2 separate regions of the Homo sapiens genome follow, and region 1 is linked to region 2. Evidence: chromatin loops called from intact Hi-C (ENCODE). Cell type or tissue: dorsolateral prefrontal cortex. All regions are shown on one strand.

What was found. A loop is a pair of places that touch in the nucleus more often than their neighbours do. Peaks named below come from ENCODE experiments on the same cell type or tissue, not always from the same donor. Only the 100,000 strongest peaks of a DNase experiment are listed, where the experiment ranks them.
Region 1: it touches region 2 in a loop (2.4-fold over the local background); 7 of 110 quality-filtered maps call a loop at or near these places.

What each region holds. Positions count from the first base shown.
Region 1 is chr11:1,396,299-1,398,798 of GRCh38, reverse strand. All of the region lies in intron 1 of BRSK2 (BR serine/threonine kinase 2), which reads right to left. Among named protein-coding and RNA genes, the nearest start is that of BRSK2, 7.6 kb to the right of the region's middle. In dorsolateral prefrontal cortex, CTCF peaks have their summits at 1,268 and 1,467; a DNase peak (open chromatin) is centred at 1,458; H3K4me3 peaks cover 1,860 bases; H3K27ac peaks cover 2,500 bases.
Region 2 is chr11:1,447,608-1,450,107 of GRCh38, reverse strand. It overlaps BRSK2 (BR serine/threonine kinase 2), which reads right to left. Exons shown (of 20, transcript NM_001256627.2): 13 at 272-332. Among named protein-coding and RNA genes, the nearest start is that of MOB2, 38 kb to the left of the region's middle. RefSeq lists an enhancer at 1,500-1,999. In dorsolateral prefrontal cortex, a CTCF peak has its summit at 1,444; DNase peaks (open chromatin) are centred at 1,090 and 1,497; H3K27ac peaks cover 2,491 bases.

The DNA.
Region 1 (2,500 bases), 51 kb after region 2:
GGGAAGCTTGAGTGCGGGGACCAGGACTCCTGAAGCCACACCGGCAGGGCCTGCAGCCTAACCCTGGGGAAAGGGCTGCCCTGGGGAAAGGCCTATGCGGACTGGGGCCACCGCCTCCTGTCTGGACACCTCGGAGCTTGTGTGGGAGGGGAACCTCTGGCCCCCTGGCCTGGCTGGCCCTCTGTGCTGCCCTGCGCTCTGCAGAAAGTTAATGGCACCAAGGGGCTGCACAGGGGGCAGCTGAATGAGCCCCCATCTGGCCACCCCAGGTCTCTGAGAACCCAGCTTTGGGGCTGCCTCTCCACCCCCTGTATCCCCAGGGGGCAGGGCCAAGGCGCCTGACATGGCCACCCTGGCCACCACCCTTCCCGGGGCGGGTACCACACCTATTACCTCTGTCCGCACAAGATAACTCTCGGACCCAGGGCAGCAACGTCACCCCCGCCCAGGGAAGCAGCCAATCAGGGGCCCAGGCCAGCCCCAACCAGGCAGCTCAGGCAGCAGCTAGCCCTGCAGCTGATTCAGGGTGCCGAGGACACGAGGCCCGATGCTAGCTGTGAAGAGGGGCTTTCCCTCAGCATGGAGGGCCACTAGGCACTGCCCCCCAGCCCCTATCCTGACCCCTTCTCCCATACAAAGGGTTCCCCGGGGGCTCCCAGGCCAAGACACCCGCAGAGGCGACATTCCTGGCCAGGCAGGCTCCCTGTGCCCCCGCAAACCACCCACAGCTGGACTCAGCCCGACTTGCAGCCATCCCCGCTGTATCACGGGGATCATGCAGGCAGCCGTCCAGGCGCCCTCCCACCTCTGCCCGGGGCCGGGAAGGCCAGCCTGCCCTCCAGGGCCCTGGGCTCCAGCTTAAGCCAAGTGGGCAGTGATGGCGTGAATGCCCTGGGCACCCCCATCCCCCTCAGGCCAAGGTGCCCAGAACTCCCACTGGCCCTACCCAGCCCCACCCCAGCCCAGCTCCATCCCAGAAGTGTCCATTCCCCTCAGCCAGTGCCATGAGGCTGCCATGGCCACCCAGGAAAGGCAGCTCTGTCCTCATAGGATGGTACCCCCAGGGCAGACAGGACCCAAGCTCAGCCCAAGGACGTGGCACCCAACGAGGAGCATGGTGCCCAGAGAGACACATGCCAACCGATGGGACCTTGCCATCCACTGGGGGTGGTGCTGTCACTCTCCAGGGTTCGGGGAGGAAGCCAGGCCCAGCCTGCAGCCCAGGCCCCTGGGGCAAAGCAGCGTAGGGCAGCCACGGCCTCCGTGGGCCCCGGGACTGAAGGCAGAACGAGCCTGGGAAGCTGGAGGCGTCCAGGAAAACGAGGAGTTTCTCTTTAACAGCAGGACTTTCGGGAGCACTGCTCTGTGGGTGGGGCCTGGCTCCCAGCTGCTGGGCCCAGAACACTGGCCCCTCAGAGGCGGTAGAACAAGGCCTGGACCTGGCAGGCCGGGCCCTGAAAGGCAGCCGGCTTGGCACAATCCGTGCTTTGTCCCTGCAGCCTCTGCCCCAGCCCAGCCTCCATCTTGTCCAGAGCCCCAGGCAGCTGGCTCAGGGCAGCCTGGCCCGGCGGACATCCCTGGGGTGAGGCCTCAGGGAGATCTGCAGGCCGCTTGGTCAGCCTAGGCTAGGACCTGGGGCTTGGGCCTGACACAGGCACCAGCCCTACAGGTGAAAGCGGGGCTGCCCTGCACAGAGGAGGTGGCAGGGTGCCGTTAACTTCCTGCAGAGCACAGGGCAGCACAGAGGACCAGCCATGTGAGCCCCAAGGGGCCTGACAGATGCTGGTCTGCCGTCCTCCTGCGCGGTACGGTGTTTCCAGCCATTGGAACCTCGCACAAGCTTCAGGGAAACCCCATTCTACACTCAGGGGCCCTGAGGTCCCAGTCCTTCCACTTCCGAGGGGCCAGGGTCCAGGTGGGCTGTCCAGAGCTGAGGGCAGGGCCCAGAACTGCACAGTGATGCCCCACAGTGCCACCATCTAGGCACAGCCCCACATAGGTGGATGCCGGCGGCCGGCAGTCACGGGGACCAGCCCGCCTCCTCTCCTGGTGCCGGCTGCCCAGCAGGGCTGCTGACTTCAGAGACAGCCTGACCCTCCCCAGGTGCCCAAAGAAGCTAGTCTGTGCCCAGTGAGGACTGGAAGGCACAGAAGCCCTCAAGCAAGCGCCACCAGGTGATGGCAAAGGGGCCTTCCCGACGGCTCCTCCTGAGCGCCAGTGGCCGACGGGGAGGCACAGCCCACTCAGGCTGTTCCCAGGGACTGGGGTCTGACCTGCCCTCGGGCCAGCCTGGAGGGGGTCTCCTGTCTGCTTCAAAGCACCCAGAGCGCCGGAGCAGGGTGAGGCCATGATGAGAGGGCCCGGGGTCACTCCGCAGACTCGGGAGTGAGAACCAGGAGAGCTCGCTTAGGCCCAGGTCCGGGAGCCGGTCCGAGCAACTCTGGTGTCCTGGGGTACAGGCCTTGCTGGCCCCATGCAGTCCTCGAGGCGGCTGTAAGGG
Region 2 (2,500 bases):
AGGGTGGGGAGGCAGGCAGGCATGGGCAGGAGGATTAGCCACAAAAGAAAAGAAGTGACACACAAGAAAACAAACAAAACAAAACAAAAGAGCGTGCAGTTAGCAGAGCAGCCTGCGCCACAGAGCAGCAGCCGCCACAGGAGCGTGGGCATGGGGGGCGCCTGGGGCTGCTTCCCAGGGTCCGCGAGGCTGCCCCCACCCTGGCACACGCTGACTGGGAGGGTTGGGGCCTCTGTGCATCCGAGCTGGGTGGGGGCGGGGGGTCACTCACCCGGGGGCTGCTGAGTGGGCTGGTGGAAAGGCCTGAGGAGGCACCGCTGATGGACCGAGACCTGGAGGTCACAAGGTACAGGGCCACTGCTCAGCCAGGGGGCAGTGGAGCAGCAGGTGCTGGGCTCTGCTCCCCCCAGGTAAACCCTCCAGGAGGCCTGGAGCCCGGGCCAAGAGCCTCGAGGCCCTGGGTCCTGCTGCACACCCTGTCAATTCAGGAGGGCCCAGGGCGCCTGGCTGTGCCCAGCCCCACTGGGGCCCCCATCAGAGCCCACGTGTGGGGGCCACCCCATGCCAGCAGCCCAGGCACAGCACAGGATACGGCATCAGACAGCCGCGGCAAAGGACCATCCAGCGTGGGGGTGGACGGAAGGACGAGGGGACAGACGGGAGCTTCCTGTATGCAGCCCCTTCTGCTCCAGGCCTCGTGCTGGCTCCAGCCTCCCACCTGCCAAGCCCCCCCTGGCTGAGCTCTCACAGGGCCTGCAGCCTGGTCCTCCATGTCCCTAGATGCCCGTGAGGGATGCCTGGGTCAGCGGCCGGCCCTTCCCTTGTCCACAACCAGGAGGGCCTGGGCAGGGCCAGGCTGGGGCAGCTGCTGGCAGGGACGGTGGGGCCTTGTCCCACCACTGCCCTACTCAGCCTGAGACCTGCACACAGCAGGAGGGAGGCCCTGGCCCGGCGTGCCCGGCTGAGACTCCGGTGTGTGGCCGCCACCCCCGTGCAGGGACCAGGACGGCTGTGCGTCGTTCCACCACACTGCACGGACGAGCCGGCGCCCACGTGCCCAGACAGTGGCAGCTGCCATCCTTGGAGGAAGGAAATGCAGGGAGGGGCCGAGGCAGCCGCCGAAGAGAAGAGGACAGAGAAGAGTAAAAGCCCGGCCTGCACTACCCACCAGGCCTGCCCACCGCCAGCCGGCCACGAGGGGCCTCGCTAGTCCACACCACGGCCCAGGCCCCGGACCGTGGAGAGTGCCACGCTGGCCACACACCTGGCTCCCGGACACCCGGGGGCTGGTCCCCACGGTGACGACCCTCCAACTCCCTCACCAGACACAGCCAAGGGGCAGGGAGGCGACGGGGACCCCATGCACAACCCAGCCTGTCTGGGCCAGGATGACACCCAGGGCTGGAACTGGACCCAGAGCTTTCAGGGCTGAGCTGGGAGCGCGGACAGCCCTCATGGGGGCAGCAGCCACCAGTGAGGCCCTGGACCTGTGGTTCCTGTCGAGCCCGCCCAGAGCTCGTGACTGGGCACGAGGAAGACAGAAGAGGCGCTGGAAACCCCGGGGTGGAGGGGCCGAGCCCTGGTCCTATCCGGCCAGGCAGCTGCTGGGAACACTGAGCTACAGTTGCTGGGGCAGGGGCAGGAGAGACGGCGCCAGCCCTGAGGGCAGCCAGGGCAGGCAGAGTGAGGGCACACAGGTGAGGGTCCCAGGTAGGCACGGGGCCAGGGCTCAAAGAGAAGGACCCCGACCGGCAGCCAGCACACTGCAGCCTTGGGGGCGGCGCCACCCGCCCAGGCTCGCAAAACTGGCCCCAGGTAGAGGCCCCTCTTGACGGCGGCGCCTCCTGCCCTCCTCAGCTCCTGCAGGTGGGCACAGGACGGCTGCTCGGCTTCAACTCTGGCCGGCCCCAGGGGCAGCAGGGCCACCGAGGCCCACCGGACACAGCACAGGGGCTGGCAGGAGGAGCGGCTCGGCCTGCAGCCACGCCGGGCTCTAGCCCCAGGCCCTGTAAGCCATGGTGCGTGGTCCCTCACAGGCAGGCGTGGGCCACGCCTCAGCAGCCCCACCCCTCCTCGGCCTCTGCCTGGCCCGCGGGCCCTTGCCTGGCTTGCTGGCTGGCTTCACCGCAGCAGGAGCCCTGCAGCCCAGCCCGCCACCAGACCCGCCCATGTGCCTGCCCGGCCTGAGGCAGGACAGCGTGTCTGGGGCTGGGAGGTGCGGGGACGGGTGGTCGGGGTGTATACCTGTCTTCTTTGCTGAATTGGGGATGGGCCTCAGCGATATCCAGGCTTTTACTGAACATTGCTTTACTACAGCAGAACAGAGCGAGAAAACACAGTTACTGACGGCCACACGCGGGCACAGGTCGGCCCCCAGGGCCCGGGCCACACCGGGTAAGAACTCCACGTGGCTCTGAGGCCGCTGCACAAAGATGGCGAGAGAGGAGGCTGGGCCAGACAGCACACCCCGCACCGTGTGACTGCTGGGCAGGGTGGCCTG